Linked DNA regions of Homo sapiens: regions 1 and 3 are each linked to region 2. Evidence: chromatin contacts called from ENCODE Hi-C or POLR2A ChIA-PET data. All regions are on one chromosome and are shown on one strand. Each heading gives the region's core, a stretch centred on a gene start or an enhancer-like site at or near the end of the contact. The rest is flanking DNA. Distances are from core to core; before and after follow the strand shown.

Region 1 (4,332 bases), core at 1,500-3,999, 5.1 Mb after region 2:
TTAGCATGTAGCAGATTCTCAAAAATATTTGTAAAATTAATAAAATTTAAAAATCCCTATTATATTGGAATTGTTAAATTAAAAAAAAATTTTGGCCAGGCGCAGTGGCTCACACCTATAATCCCAGCACCTTAGGAGGCCAAGACAGGCGGATTACGAGGTCAGGAGATCGAGACCATCCTGGCTAACACAGTGAAACCCCGTCTCTACTAAACAAAATACAAAAAATTAGCCGGGCGTGGTGGCGGGCGCCTGTAGTCCCAGCTACTCGGGAGGCTGAGGCAGAATGGCGTGAACCCAGGAGGCGGAGCTTGCAGCGAGCCGAGATGGCGCCACTGCATTCCAGCCTGGGCAACAGAGCAAGACTCTGTCTCAAAAAAAATAAATTTTTTTTTTAAGACAGGGTCTCTCTTTGTTGCCCAAGCTGGAGTGCAGTGGCATGATCACAGGTCACTGCAGCCTCCAACTCCTGAACTCAAATGATCCTCCCACCTCAGTAGGTGGGACTACAGATGAGTGCCACCACACCTACCTATTTTTTTTTTTTTGTAGAGATGAGGGTCTTATTATGTTGCCCAGGCTGGTCTCAAACTCCTGGGCTCATCCTCCCACCTTGGCCTCCCAAGTGCTGGGATTTACAAGTGTGAGCCACTATACCTGGCCAAATTTTAAAATGCTACCGTATCTGTGTATGAATATGTGTGAATAAATTTACAGACTCTAGGGTGTAATTCACAGGGTAGACCAAGTCAAGAGTCAGAGGATCAGAAGCTTGGGTGGGGAGATAGGAGAGTGATTGCAAAAACAAAGCAATCTATCTTATTAAATGGACGAAAGGGATCAAACATTATCAGTAAACTATTTTAAAGAGTGAATTAAATGTATCTCTCTATCCTTTCTATGAGTGTAGTGAATTCAGATTCACCTCAGATTAGTTGAATTGACACTAGTTTTCTTCCCTGATAAAGCTTTTAAAATTTATTTAGTAAAGTGGCCAGGCATGGTGGCTCACACCTGTAATCCCAGAACTTTGGGAGGCCAAGGTGGGTGGATCACCTGAGGTCAGGAGTTTGAGACCAGCCTGGCCAACATGGTGAAACCCCATCTCTACTAAAAAAATACAAAAAAAAATTTAGCCAGGCGTGGTGGCGCACACCTTTAATCCCAGCTACTTGGGAGGCTGAGGCAGGAGAATTGCTTGAACCTGGGAGGTGGAGGTTGCAGTAAGCCGAGATGGTGCCACTGCACTCCAGCCTGGGAGACAGAGACTCTGTCCCCCCCACCCAAAAAAAAATTAGTTGTTTTCCTCCTTAAATTACAGCCTGCAAGATTGAAACAGAGTTTCCCCATTTCTATTTTGGGATCTGACTGAGTCACAAGGTAGTCTTGACGAATCACTCTGCTCTATCTCTCAGTTTACTGAGGCTGCCTGGGAACTTGAGCTGTCAGCCAAACAGGAAGAAGGGCCCTTCTGCCTACTCCAAAAGGCCTCAGTCAAATGGATATGGTGAGATTTAATGATGGATATAAATTACAGCAAATGGATTTCCTATAGGGTGAGGGAAAAAAAAAAAAGCAAACATTTTACTTAAATTCCTCTATACAATTTAGGGCTGGCAGAAAGGGTAGACTATTACAATGTAGCTGAGCAAATTTTTCCATGTTTGCATAACATGTGTTTTCAACTAAAGATACTCCTTCTATAGTCCTACTATATACAACACCCCAAAAAACCTCAAATGTAAGAAAAAGCAATGTGACAGATTTGACCCTGGCCAAGTTACACTGTTTTTTTTTTTTTTTTTTTTTTTTTTTTTTTTTAAGTGTCAGTGTTCATAAAGGCCCTTTTTCTTTTTCAAGGATGGGTATAAAGTGTTACTCGGCCGAACGCGGTGGCTCACACCTGTAATTCCAACACTTTGGGAGGCCGAGGCAGGTGGATTACGAGGTCAGGAGTTCAAGACCAGTCTGGCCAACACAGTGAAACCCCCGTCTCTATTAAAAATACAAAAAATTAGCTGGGTTGTGGTGGTGTGCCCCTGTCACAAGGTAGTCTTGACGAATCACTCTGCTCTCTCTCTCAGTTTACTGAGGCTGCCTGGGAGCTGTCAGCCAAACAGGAAGAAGGGCCCTTCTGCCTAACTCCAAAAGGCCTAAGTCAAATGGATATGGTGAGATTTAATGATGGATATAAATTACAGCAAATGGATTTCCTATAGAGTGAGGGAAAAAAAAAATCCAGCTACTCCGGAGACTGAGGCAGAATTGCGAGAACCCGGCAGGTGGTTGCAGTGAGCCGAGATTGTGCCATTGCACTCCAGCCCGGGCGACAGTGTGAAACTCTGTCTCAAAAAGAAAAGAAAAGAAAAAAAAAAAAACTATTACTCCACTCCCCACCAGAAACTCTTATTTTTTCCCCCCTATGTGGTCATGAATTCCTCCTGGGTGCATAGCTCCCTAAGTTGTTCTGTGTTTTAGTGCTTATAATTTCCCACATCCCATGATGCCCCTTGATAGAATTATTTTTTCTGTACTCACACAAATGGAAACAGAAGAGATGAAAAACCCTGGGGATGCGGCCTCGCAGGTCTCAAACTGATCGGCTGCTAAGCACAACCTGCATATCTCTTGGCTGAGTTCCTTTCTTGGCTCAGTTAGATTTTGCATGACCTAGGAGGCTTAGGACCCAGGGGGCGCCTTTCAGCTGAAAAACAGCTCGCGCTGCAGCAAGCTAGCTGGGAAGCTCCCAGTTCTAAAGAGAGGCTGTTTACCAGAACAGCATAACAAGGGCAGGTCTGACTGCAAGGCTGGGACTGGGAGGCAGAGCCGCCGCCAAGGGGGCCTCGGTTAAACACTGGTCGTTCAATCACCTGCAAGACGAAGGAGGCAAGGATGCTGTTGGCCTGGGTACAAGCATTCCTCGTCAGCAACATGCTCCTAGCAGAAGCCTATGGATCTGGAGGTGAGATTACAATCTTTCCTTTCCGCAGCAACTTCATGAAACAGAAGGGGTAAAGCCCCCTATTTCCCAAACAGGGCCAGGATGACAGGAAACGAAGCGTTTAGCCGGTTTCTGTTGTCCCGTGAAAGCTTTTCCACCCCTCCTTTCCTTGTCAGGGGCTTGCAGCTCCATCTTTGCCATTAAGAACAAAGGCAAGAAGCCACTTTCTCTCTGCCTTTCCTTGCTCATGAGTGGATGGAGCTTGGGGGTTCATCTCCCCTACTCCCCAAGTCCTGTTCTTTCTAAGCCCTTTGCATGGTGTGGTCCTCCTTCCCCAGCCTCCTTCTGTGGTTCTCCTGCAGAGGGGAGTGGGAGCTTGGAGTCTCATCCAGTCAGCGATGAGGCCGGTTTCCTCCGTTTGAGGCTGTCTTGAATCTTTTGCCTGACGGAGTCAAGGCTCCTGGAGAATTCTCCTGGGAGGGAGTATTTGCCTTTTAAACGGGCAGAAGGTGGCCGTATCCGTGAAGGAGGAAACACCGGAGTTTATGTAACGTGGCCATTACAACACAGGGACAAATGTCACGTCTGGGCGCCCCCCGTCCCAAAACTCCCAGCTCCTCAAAGGGACCCTAAGCCAGGCCTCCTCCTCTCCATCTCCTCCTCCAAAGTGGTCACAAGTTCAAGAGTAACAACGCTTTGCACTTCTGCAGCGCTTTCCAGGTTTCAAAAATAAATAAAACCTAACAGTCTCTGAGCGTTGACTGGGGGACAGGCACAGGCTGGGGGCTTCACACCCTGAGGTGTGCGTGGAGTTGGGGGGGGGGGGTGCGTGGGGCGTGGGGGTGTTGCCACGAGAGGAGAGGGAGGCCCAGCAGGGCCCGGGGTCCCCTAACCAGGCTGAGGTTCAGCCCGGGTGGTCCCGGCTCCCCTGTCCGCCACGCTGGGCGTCTTCCGTTCGCTGCCCGCTATTCTGTGTCCGGGGGCTTCTTTTCCTCACAGGCTGTTTCTGGGACAACGGCCACCTGTACCGGGAGGACCAGACCTCCCCCGCGCCGGGCCTCCGCTGCCTCAACTGGCTGGACGCGCAGAGCGGGCTGGCCTCGGCCCCCGTGTCGGGTAAGTGTCCTCCGGGGGACGGCCCCGGGGCTGGCGGGCGGCGGCCGCGTTCCCGGTGCCAGCCCCGGCACACATTTCCTTCTCTCCTCTCTTAGGGGCCGGCAATCACAGTTACTGCCGAAACCCGGACGAGGACCCGCGCGGGCCCTGGTGCTACGTCAGTGGCGAGGCCGGCGTCCCTGAGAAACGGCCTTGCGAGGACCTGCGCTGTCCAGGTACCTGCCCGGGACCCCGGGAATCCCCGCTCCTGGCGCTGACAGGAAGCGGCTGAGACA
Region 2 (4,719 bases), core at 2,203-4,702:
GAAAATACAAAAAAATTAGCCGGGCATGGTGGCACATGCCTGTAATCCCAGCTACTTGGGAGGCTGAGGCAGGAGAATTGCTTGAATCCGGGAGGCAGAGGTTGCAGTGAGCCAAGATCGCGCCACTGCACTCCAGCCTGGGTGACAGAGCGAGATTCCGTCTCAGAAAAAAAGGAAGTGGTGACATCAACATGAGTCTTTTTATTTTTTAATTTTTTTTAGATGAAGTCTCACTCTGTTGCCTAGGCTGGAATACAGATGTGTGATCTCAGCTCACTGCAACCTCCGCTTCCTGGGTTCAAGCGATTCTCCTGCCTCAGCCTCCTGAGTAGCTGGGATAACTGGTGCATGCCACCACGTCCAGCTAACTTTTGTATTTTTAGTAGAGATGGGGTTTCGCCATGTTGGCCAGGCTGGTCTCGAACTCCTGACCTCAGGTGATCCACCCGTCTCAGCCTCCCAAAGTGCTGGGATAACAGGTGTGAGCCACCATACCTAGAATGAAATGAGTCTTTCAATTTTTGTATTTTTTCTTTCTTCTTCTTTTTTATTTTTATTTTTTCCAGAAACAGGGTCTTGCTTTGTTGACCAGGCTGGAGTGCAGTGGCATGCTCACAGCTCATTGCAGCCTCAAACTCCTGGGCTCAAGCAATCCTCCCACCTCAGCCTCCTGAGTAGCTAGGACTGCAGGCAAGTACTACCATGCCCAACTAAGTGTGTATGTATATTATAGGCGTGAGCGACCACACCAGGACAAAATCATGTTGTAACAGCATTCTATAAATTTGCTCTTCCTCACTTAGTAGATTTTCTTTTTCTTTTCTTTTTTGAGGCAAGGTCTTACTCTGTTGCCCAGGCTGGAGTGCAGTGGCACGATCAAGGCTCACTGTAGTCTCAACCTCCCAGGCTCAAGCAATCCTCCCAGCTAAGCCTCCTGGGTAGCTGGGAATACAGATGTGCGCCACCATGGCAGTCTAGTTTTTGTATTTTTTGTAGAGATGGGATTTTGCGATGTTACCCAGGATGGTCTTGAACTCCTGGGCTCAAGCAATCCTCCCACCTTACCTCCCAAAGTGCTGGGACTACAGGCATGAGCCACTGCGTCTGGCCACTTAGTATATTTTCAATCAGCAAATACAAATCTACATAAAAATTTTAATGACTTTTTTTGTACTTTTCGACATATGACTATATCACAATGTATTCAATCTTGTAATATATTGTACATTTATTTCTAACATTTAGTGACTATAAACAATGTTGCAAAGAACTTTTTTTTTTTTTTTTTTTTTTTTTTTTTTGAGACGGAGTCTCGCTCTGTCGCCCAGGCTGGAGTGCAGTGGCGGGATCTCGGCTCACTGTAAGCTCCGCCTCTCGGGTTCACGCCATTCTCCTGCCTCAGCCTCCCAAGTAGCTGGGACTACAGGCGCCCGCCACTACGCCCGGCTATTTTTTGTAGTTTTAGTAGAGACGGGGTTTCACCGTTTTAGCCGGGATGGTCTCGATCTCCTGACCTCGTGATCCGCCCGCCTCGGCCTCCCAAAGTGCTGGGATTACAGGCGTGAGCCACCGCGCCCGGCTGCAAAGAACTTTAAAGTTCATATCTGTGTACTTTTCTAATGTCTTTTAAGATGAATTCTCAGATAGAATTGATCAATTTACTTTCTCATCTGTATCTATAAACCTGACCAATATTGAGCATTTTTTTTTTAATTAGGTGAAAATGGCATTTTATGTTGTTTTGTTTGCATTTCTTATGGCTTTTTAAAAATAATTATTGGCCATTTATAATTCTTCTTTAAAATCACCTGTTCCTGTTTTTGGCCATTTTTATTTTGGAGTCTTTGAGGTTTTTCTTTTTCTTTTTCTTTGTTTTTTTTTTTTTTGAGGCGGAGTTATGCTCTTGTTGCCCAGGCTAGAGTGCAGTGGTACGATCTCTGCTCACTGCAACCTCCGCCTCCCGGGTTCAAGCGATTCTCCTGCCTCAGCCTCCTGAGTAACTGGGATTACAAGCATGGGCCACCATGCCCGGCTAATTATTTTGTATTTTTAGTAGAGACGGGGTTTCTCCACGTTGGTCAGGCTGCCCTTGAACTCCCAACCTCAGGTGATCCGCCCGCCTCGGCCTCCCAAAATGTTGGGATTACAGGCATGAGCCACGCGCCCGGCCGAGGTTTTTCTTATCAACTGGGAAGAGATCTTTATATATTGCTGATAGTAATTTGTCACAGAGTTGCAAAATCTTTTTTTCCCAGCTTTCTTTTGCCTTTAGAACATAGCTTTTTTCTGAAGTTAATTTGGAAGAATAGTCATGATAGCAAGCACATTCCAGTAAGAAAGAGTAATGATGAGAAATTTGCCCTCATAGATATAGAATGTATTATAAAGGTATCTTCATTAAAGCATGGTGGGATTGGCACAGGTGCACACAGAGAGATCAATGTATACAAGTCAGAAACAGCTTCAAGTATAATAGTTCTATAGGCGATGAAGGTGCCAACTAAAATCAGTGGAGAAAACAGTGTTTGGACAAGTGGCTATTACAAAAATTATCTTAGGTTTCTTCCTTACCCCAAAAATAAATTCCAAATGGATCAAAAGATTTTTCATTTAAAAATGAAAACATTTTTTATCCTCTTGTAGTGGACAGTAACAAAAAAAAAGTGCAATTTGTAACAAGTACCTGAAAGGATGTATGCGAGTTAATGACATGGAGGTGAAGAGAGGCTCGGAAGGGTATTCCAGGTGGAGAGAACGGCCAGAGCGAAGGTTTGGAGGCTGAAAGGCAGCAACGTGCGGATCCTAAAGAGGCAGGGTCAGGAATCGAACTCAAGACGCTCACAATGGAATCCAGGGCTGAGTCCATGCCCGCCCCCACAGGGATCATAATTATGTAAAATAGCATTTTTCCCATATATGGTACTTAATATCTGTCCTTGTGGTGGGATGACATGAGACTGAGAGCACAGCTCGCGGGGCGGGGTGTCAGAGTTCCAGACCTTCCCAGTCGGCTCCCGCAGGGCCTCGCCCCGGCCCAGGCAAGGCACCAAAACCCCGGCCCGGAGCTCTCCGCGCCCCGAGTCGCCGCCTCCTGATTGGATTCCCCCTGTGTCAATCCTTGTCCTAGAACCTGGCTGTCCGTTGGACCCGCCCTAGAGGGCGGGGCTCCCGCCTAGGAAGCGCGGGGGAAGGTGGAGCGGGTGGAGGTGGGGCGGAAAGAGGATGTTGAATCCCCACCCATCTGGCCGCAGAGGCTCCGCCCACCCCCTTTCCACAGGCCAATACGTCTGCCCATCAAGGCCAGGCGCGGCCTGCAGTGGGTGTAGCAGGAAGGGGGCGGGATTGTGCCCCAGGCTCCGCCCCGGAGCCGGCTCCCGGCTGGGAATGGTCCCGCGGCTCCGAGGGCGGGGCGGGAAGGCGGCGAGGAGCCGAGCTGGGTGCGGTGAGGCGCGCAGATCACCGCGGTTCCTGGGCAGGGCACGGAAGGCTAAGCAAGGCTGACCTGCTGCAGCTCCCGCCTCGTGCGCTCGCCCCACCCGGCCGCCGCCCGAGCGCTCGAGAAAGTCCTCTCGGGAGAAGCAGCGCCTGTTCCCGGGGCAGATCCAGGTTCAGGTGAGCGAGCCCCACCGCGGTCCCGCCCCGGGCAGGCGGCGGCGGGCGGGCGGGGGCGAGACGCGCTGCCGCCAGGCCGACTGGTGGTTCTTGGGCTCAGTGCGGCCCGCCACCCGCGCGGGCGGGGGCGAACGCCGGCGGCTCAGGGCCCGGCACCGCATCCTTCCCAGGGGGACCGGGACCCCCACGCGGGCGCTCGGGGAGGGCGCCGGCAGCAGCGAGGCCTAGGGGTGCAGGGGCGGCCTCGGGACCCGGCGCTCCCCGGCGCCCCCCGTGTCCCCCGGCGCGGTCTCAGGACTGGGCACTGGAGCCGACCTCCCCCAGCCGCTGGGGCACGCGCCCCGCCCTCGCCTCGCCCAGGCCCGACTCGGGCAAACTTTTTAACCCCTTCCGGGAGCCGCGGCCCCTGGGACGCAGCCTCACGGGTTGGGAGCCCGGGGCAGCCGCTCCCGTGGAAGTTTCTGGCGTCTGAGGCACGGAGGTAACGGGCAGCGGGCACCGTTTGGCAGCTGTCAGGGCGTCCTCCTGAGTCAGAGTCGGACCGTCCCGCTGCAGACCTTGCACCCGGCCCGGTTTCCGCCTCCGCGGCCGACTTCCTCATTCGCCCGCTGCCGTCGGACTGGTCGGGGAGGGCCCGGGGGAGGTGCGGCGGCTGCCCGGACAAGGGGGACCCGGCGGGGACCCGGGCGCGAGACAGGAAGGGCCACCCCCAGTCCCTGCTCCAGCCCTCGACCTCCGACTTCTGATCCTCGGGGGAGGGAGGCCCGGAATGCAGCAGCCGTCGGGGCCGCCCAGGCGTGCACCTGATTCCACCGCACCCAGGGGCCATCCCGTCTGGGCGGGGTGCGGGGGCAGCTAGCTCTGCCGTTACGAGCAGGCCTGGGCGATTGCATCTTTCCTGTTTGAGCCAAATCGGAGTTTTCTATTCTCCACTCCACGCACCCGCTTCCCTGTGCTGGGGTCCTCACCCCATCCTGTTCTGGGGCCACGCACAGGAGACAGGACTGCGGCACCCTCATTCTCCAGGGAAGCCCCGCTGTTTCAAACTGAGACTCAGCACCCCCAGCACTAGCTTGCCGGCTGTCCTGTGGTGGGGGGCAGGGTGAG
Region 3 (4,503 bases), core at 707-3,206, 5.1 Mb after region 2:
CAGGAGAATCGCTTGAACCTGGGAAGCGGAGGTTGTGGTGACCCAAAATTGCACCACTGCACTCCAGCCTGGACAACAGAGCAAGATTCCGTCTCAAAAAAAAAAAAAAAAAAAAAAAAAAAAAAAAAAAAAAGACCCAATATAGTAGAAACTCAGTATGTGTTAACTTCTATTAAAGATGATGACAATGTAATGGCAGCTCACTTTATCAGCCACTTACTGTCACTAGCTGGACAACTTCTCTTAGTAGCTTTCTCTCATTGAAAATAACTAATAGCATCCTATTACTACAAAGAGCCAATGTGAAGAGGAAATAAGCTAATGTATGAGAGAAAGCCTTTTGCCAGGCAAGTGCATTATTATAACTTGCTAAGCACTGCAGATATAAAAGATAAATACACAGGGCACCCTACTTCACCTTTCATGAGCTTATGAAGAGTTGAGGAAGAGAAAGTCTAAATAAAACTCAACAATGCAAGGTGAGAGGCCACAGTGAGTTCTACTACTTCTGAGCACTGCGGGAGGTAGAGAAGAGGGGCAGGAATGAGTTGAAGCAGCTGAGCTAGGGAAGTCTAGAGAAGCAAGTCCCTGAGAATCCCTTTATCTTTCTGGAGTGCCCAATTCCTCCTGGGTGCTCAACAAACACTGATGGCTATTTTTACCCTATAGCTTTTCCTACTTGTCTTATGGAAGGGGAACTTCAGGGTCTTAAGGGCTGGGTATGGCATGAAGAGTATGGCTGTGAAGTGTCTCAAAACTGCACAGTGAGGTTGGAGGCAGAGGGGAAGACTGTTCTTGGTATGTGGCTCACACTCCTCTCAATATAAGATACATGTGGGATGAGCTCTAAATGAGGAGGAGAGAGATATGGGTTCAAGTTCTTGGGTGCTAAATTGCCTTGGACAAGCCCCTTTCCCTCTCTGGGTTGTTTCCCCACCTGTGAAACAAGAGGACAAACAATACCCTGGGTCCCCTTAACTCTGTGCATATCTGTGTTTTTCCCTAGATGATCTGAGGTTCTAATCTTAGCACCACCATTTACCACCTAAGTGATCTTGGGCTAGCCCCTTCACTTCTCATTTGTGAAATGGCAATGTCATCACCTACTTTCAAGGTAGCAGTGAGGATTTTTTCTTTTTTCTTTTTTTTTTTGAGATGGAATTTTGCTCTTATCGCCCAGGCTGGAGTGCAGTGGCACAATCTCGGCTCACTGCAACCTCTGCTTCCCGAGTTCAAGTGATTTTCCCACCTCAGCCTCCTGAGTAGCTGGGATTACTGGCGCATGCCACCACACCCGGCTAATTTTTCTATTTTTAGTAGAGACGGGGTTTCCCCATGTTGGTGAGGCTGGTCTCGAACTCCCGACCTCAAGTGATCTGCCCGCCTTGGCCTCCCGAAGTGCTGCGATTACAGGTGTGAGCCACTATGCCTGGCCTGCAGTGAGGATTAAATGTGGTTCTGAAGAACTATGGGGTGCCCAACAGAGGGCTGGCAGTAGGAGCAGGGGCTTCCTTCTTGCCTCCTGCCTTCTGACTTAGAAGTTCCTGGGCAACCATCTTTCTTCTTCACTAGACTGTTAGCTCCCTGAGGACAAAAACAGCATCCCACTTACTCTTGGTAGACTCAGCACCAAGCAAAGGACCTGGAAGAGCAAAGCCTTAACAAATATTTCCAAACTGAAAATGGTAGGAGTGGCAAGAACCAGTAGCCCAGGTAGGGGAGCACAAGGGTTCCATGGCTCCTGGTCACCAGGTCCTTCTTTTCTTCTGTGTGCAGACTTATTTGCACCCAAATGCAGGCCTGGGCTCTGTTACGCCCTTGCAATGGTATGTGCGCCGCAGGGCATGGGAGCACCAGAACACACCCTCCTTTCCATTGCCAATATCCTGCTTTTGTTTGCTGCAAGTAGCTCTGGCCAGGCCCAGGAGAGGGAGCAGGGAGACAAACAAGTACAGGCATGCAGGAGACAGCCAGGCCAGCCTGCTGGGAAGAACACCTGGCTGGAGAGCAACGTCACCAGTCCACATATCTGTGTCAAGGAATGCCTTTAAAGGGCACAGCCAGCTATGTGGCCAAAGTCACTGCCACACATGTCTCTGAAGAACTGGAAGGTGAACAGCTGACAGGAGGGCTGGGTATGGATCCCTAAGCTGTGTTTTGCCACAGAACACAACTGGGTTCTCAGACCACTTAAGAAGTTGCCATGGTAGACTTCAGAGTTCTAGCTTAGCTATCAATTAACAGCTACTATTTATTGAATGCCAGCCATAATCCAGGTCCTATATGAGGTACCTTATTTATATTATCTCTAATCCTGACAACCCTACGGTAGCAGGATTATCCCTGTTTTACAGAAGACTGAAAAGCAGAGTTAAAGTCAAATCATTCTGCAAAGCTGCCCAATACATAATTGATGGAGCTGGAATGTGAAGCTATGTGTGCTTGGCTGCAAAGCCACATCCACTGTACTATGTCACCGGAGTGAGACAGCACATCTCAACAGCTGAGCCTCAGGATTCTCACCTGTGAAAATAAGGAAGCTGGAGCCCTGACAGCTCAAGACCCTTTGAGTGTTAACACTTCGTGATGCTTCTCCTTTAGCCCAAGTACTGAATGTTAAATAGCACAATTCTCCTCCTTCATATACTTCACAGTGTTCAATTCCCCAGCAGTCTCTGTTCTTTTAAACAAAGAACCCAGAACACACTTTGGAACTGTAAGGTGCTACTCGAACATGTCCCACCTCAGATGCTTAGAGGCCATGGACATCATACGTTCTTCCCAAAGCCAAGGCTGTTTTTCTACCTTTCAATTTTTGGAAGTTTCAAGTGAAAGTCAAAATCTGCCCTGGCTGTAGGTAGAAGAGTACCCAGCTGGGAGGTGGTAAAGCTGAGGTCTGAACCAGTCATCCCACTGTCCTGAGGAGCCAGAGTGAATTGAGCTGAAATCCTCAGGTTAGGGGAGATCACCTAGAGGCCTACATACGCTGAGGCTATGCCTAAGGACAACCTCCAAAACTCATCTTCCAAAACATTACTGAGGGGTTCTGAGGGCTTGGGCAGATACAAAGTGCATGGAACCCTGATGGTCAGTTCAGTGGGTCAACCCAGATCCACACAGAGACCTTTTGAGTCAGCAGAGAACATATGAGTTTTTTAAAAAAGATAATCAGTTGAGATTTTCTCTTTCAAGACCTGGATCCATATTCCTTCTCTGCCATTTACCATCTGTGTCACCCAAGGCCAGTTACTTCATGACTCTGAGCCTCAGTTTCCTCACTTGTACATTGCTAATAATATCTTATGGGGTTATGAGAATTAAATTATGTACAGATGTCTTGCATGATGCCTGGCTCACAGAAGGTAGCCAGTAAGTGTTCATTTCTTTCCCTCCCCAATTTGAGACCACCAAGGGCAAATGCAGACAGACCCCTTTTTCTCCTATGCCTAGCAATATGGACCTGCTTCTCAGCCCAGAATGAAACAGATTTCTGTAAGTGAAAAAGAAAGGTCCTAAAATGACCTTTATTTATCTATCCAAATAGAAATCAACTTTTTTTTTTTTTTTTTAAGAGACAGAGTCTTACTCTGTCACCCAGGCTGGAGTGCAGTGGCACAATCATTGCTCACTGTAGTCTGACCTCCCAGGCTCAAGAGATCCTCCTGCCTCAGCCTCCTGAGTAGCTGGGACTACAGGTGCACACCACCATGCCTGGCTAATTTTTTATTTTTTGTAGAGACAGGGTCTCCCTATGTTGCCCAGGCTGGTCTTAAACTCCTGGACTCAGGTGATCCTCCAGCCTTGGCCTCCCAAAGTGCTGGGATTACAGGAAGGAGCCACCAAGCCCAGCTGAAATCAATTGATTCTAATAGATTTCTAATAATTAGGAAATAGTTACTGTGCATCTAGGATGTGTAAGAACAAGCAGGCAAGGTGCTGTGCTGAGAGAAGCCAAGTGAGATAAGATAGAGGCCCAGCCCTCACTTACATCCAAATTCTTCAGACAAAAATGTTTACAGGTAAATTCTCAACCTTATGGGGTAAAAGAACCAGTCATTATTGCAGTGGATTTACACATGTTAAAGCATAAGCCCTCCCATGTCCTGAGGAAGGCCTGGCTGGATGGTCATCCCTTAACCTCCCAGTGAACAGCCAGTTGTAGAGAAGCTTCTTTCAGCCCCTAGCCTCTGAATTGAGTGGGCTGAAGGAGAGAATGGGAAGCTCCCTCCACCACAGCCTGAGGGCACCTGGAGAGCACCACAACTGGGGATGCCAACTTTTCCCCAGGGCCCAGAAGGGCAGATATGACAGGGGCCTAGAGAGACTCTGTTCCATAAGAGCTCAGTCAAAAATCCCTTTATTACTCCTCCTTCCTGCAGATCCTATAGACTGAAACAGTCTGCCAATTAAGCTGTAATTATTATGGAATATGTTATTGTTGTTTTAAAAAATTAACCAAACACATAATGAAGCCTACGAACAGCAAGAAATAAGTGTTGCTAG

What was found. Hi-C counts contacts between places; a loop is a spot of excess contacts on that map. ChIA-PET counts read pairs that join two places held with the same protein, here RNA polymerase II (POLR2A). Pooled maps may share reads with other maps.
Region 1: a loop to region 2 is called in a pooled map, with 14 times the contacts of the local background. The contact joins the promoter of PIK3IP1 here to the promoter of MYH9 in region 2. A Hi-C loop is called at or near these places in 5 of 50 pooled maps. POLR2A ChIA-PET finds 5 or more read pairs at or near these places in 3 of 52 experiments (GM12878, PC-9 and T-cell).
Region 3: a loop to region 2 is called in a map of transverse colon, with 27 times the contacts of the local background. The contact joins the enhancer-like site here to the promoter of MYH9 in region 2. A Hi-C loop is called at or near these places in 1 of 168 maps with a recorded cell type or tissue (transverse colon). POLR2A ChIA-PET finds 5 or more read pairs at or near these places in 1 of 52 experiments (PC-9).

Annotation. Positions count from the first base shown.
Region 1 is chr22:31,290,905-31,295,236 of GRCh38, reverse strand. It overlaps PIK3IP1 (phosphoinositide-3-kinase interacting protein 1), which reads left to right and starts at 2,749. Exons shown (of 6, transcript NM_052880.5): 1 at 2,749-2,962; 2 at 3,941-4,057; 3 at 4,153-4,272. The coding sequence starts at 2,893. LOC105372997 (a long non-coding RNA gene) reads left to right here. Exons shown (of 4, transcript XR_001755493.3): 3 at 1,416-1,507; 4 at 2,085-2,293. RefSeq lists an enhancer at 3,367-3,416 and silencers at 3,977-4,096, 4,277-4,332.
Region 2 is chr22:36,386,700-36,391,418 of GRCh38, reverse strand. It overlaps MYH9 (myosin heavy chain 9), which reads left to right and starts at 3,452. Exons shown (of 41, transcript NM_002473.6): 1 at 3,452-3,612. It overlaps MYH9-DT (MYH9 divergent transcript), which reads right to left and starts at 2,825. Exons shown (of 3, transcript NR_183573.1): 1 at 2,684-2,825. RefSeq lists an enhancer at 3,141-3,435 and silencers at 3,229-3,808, 3,839-3,918, 4,199-4,428.
Region 3 is chr22:31,251,609-31,256,111 of GRCh38, reverse strand. All of the region lies in intron 2 of LIMK2 (LIM domain kinase 2), which reads right to left. Among named protein-coding and RNA genes, the nearest start is that of PIK3IP1, 39 kb to the left of the region's middle. Within about 2 kb of position 1,956, at least 13 of the 41 ENCODE cell types and tissues checked have a DNase peak (open chromatin) inside an H3K27ac peak, as active enhancers do; they include transverse colon, where a contact is called at or near this core.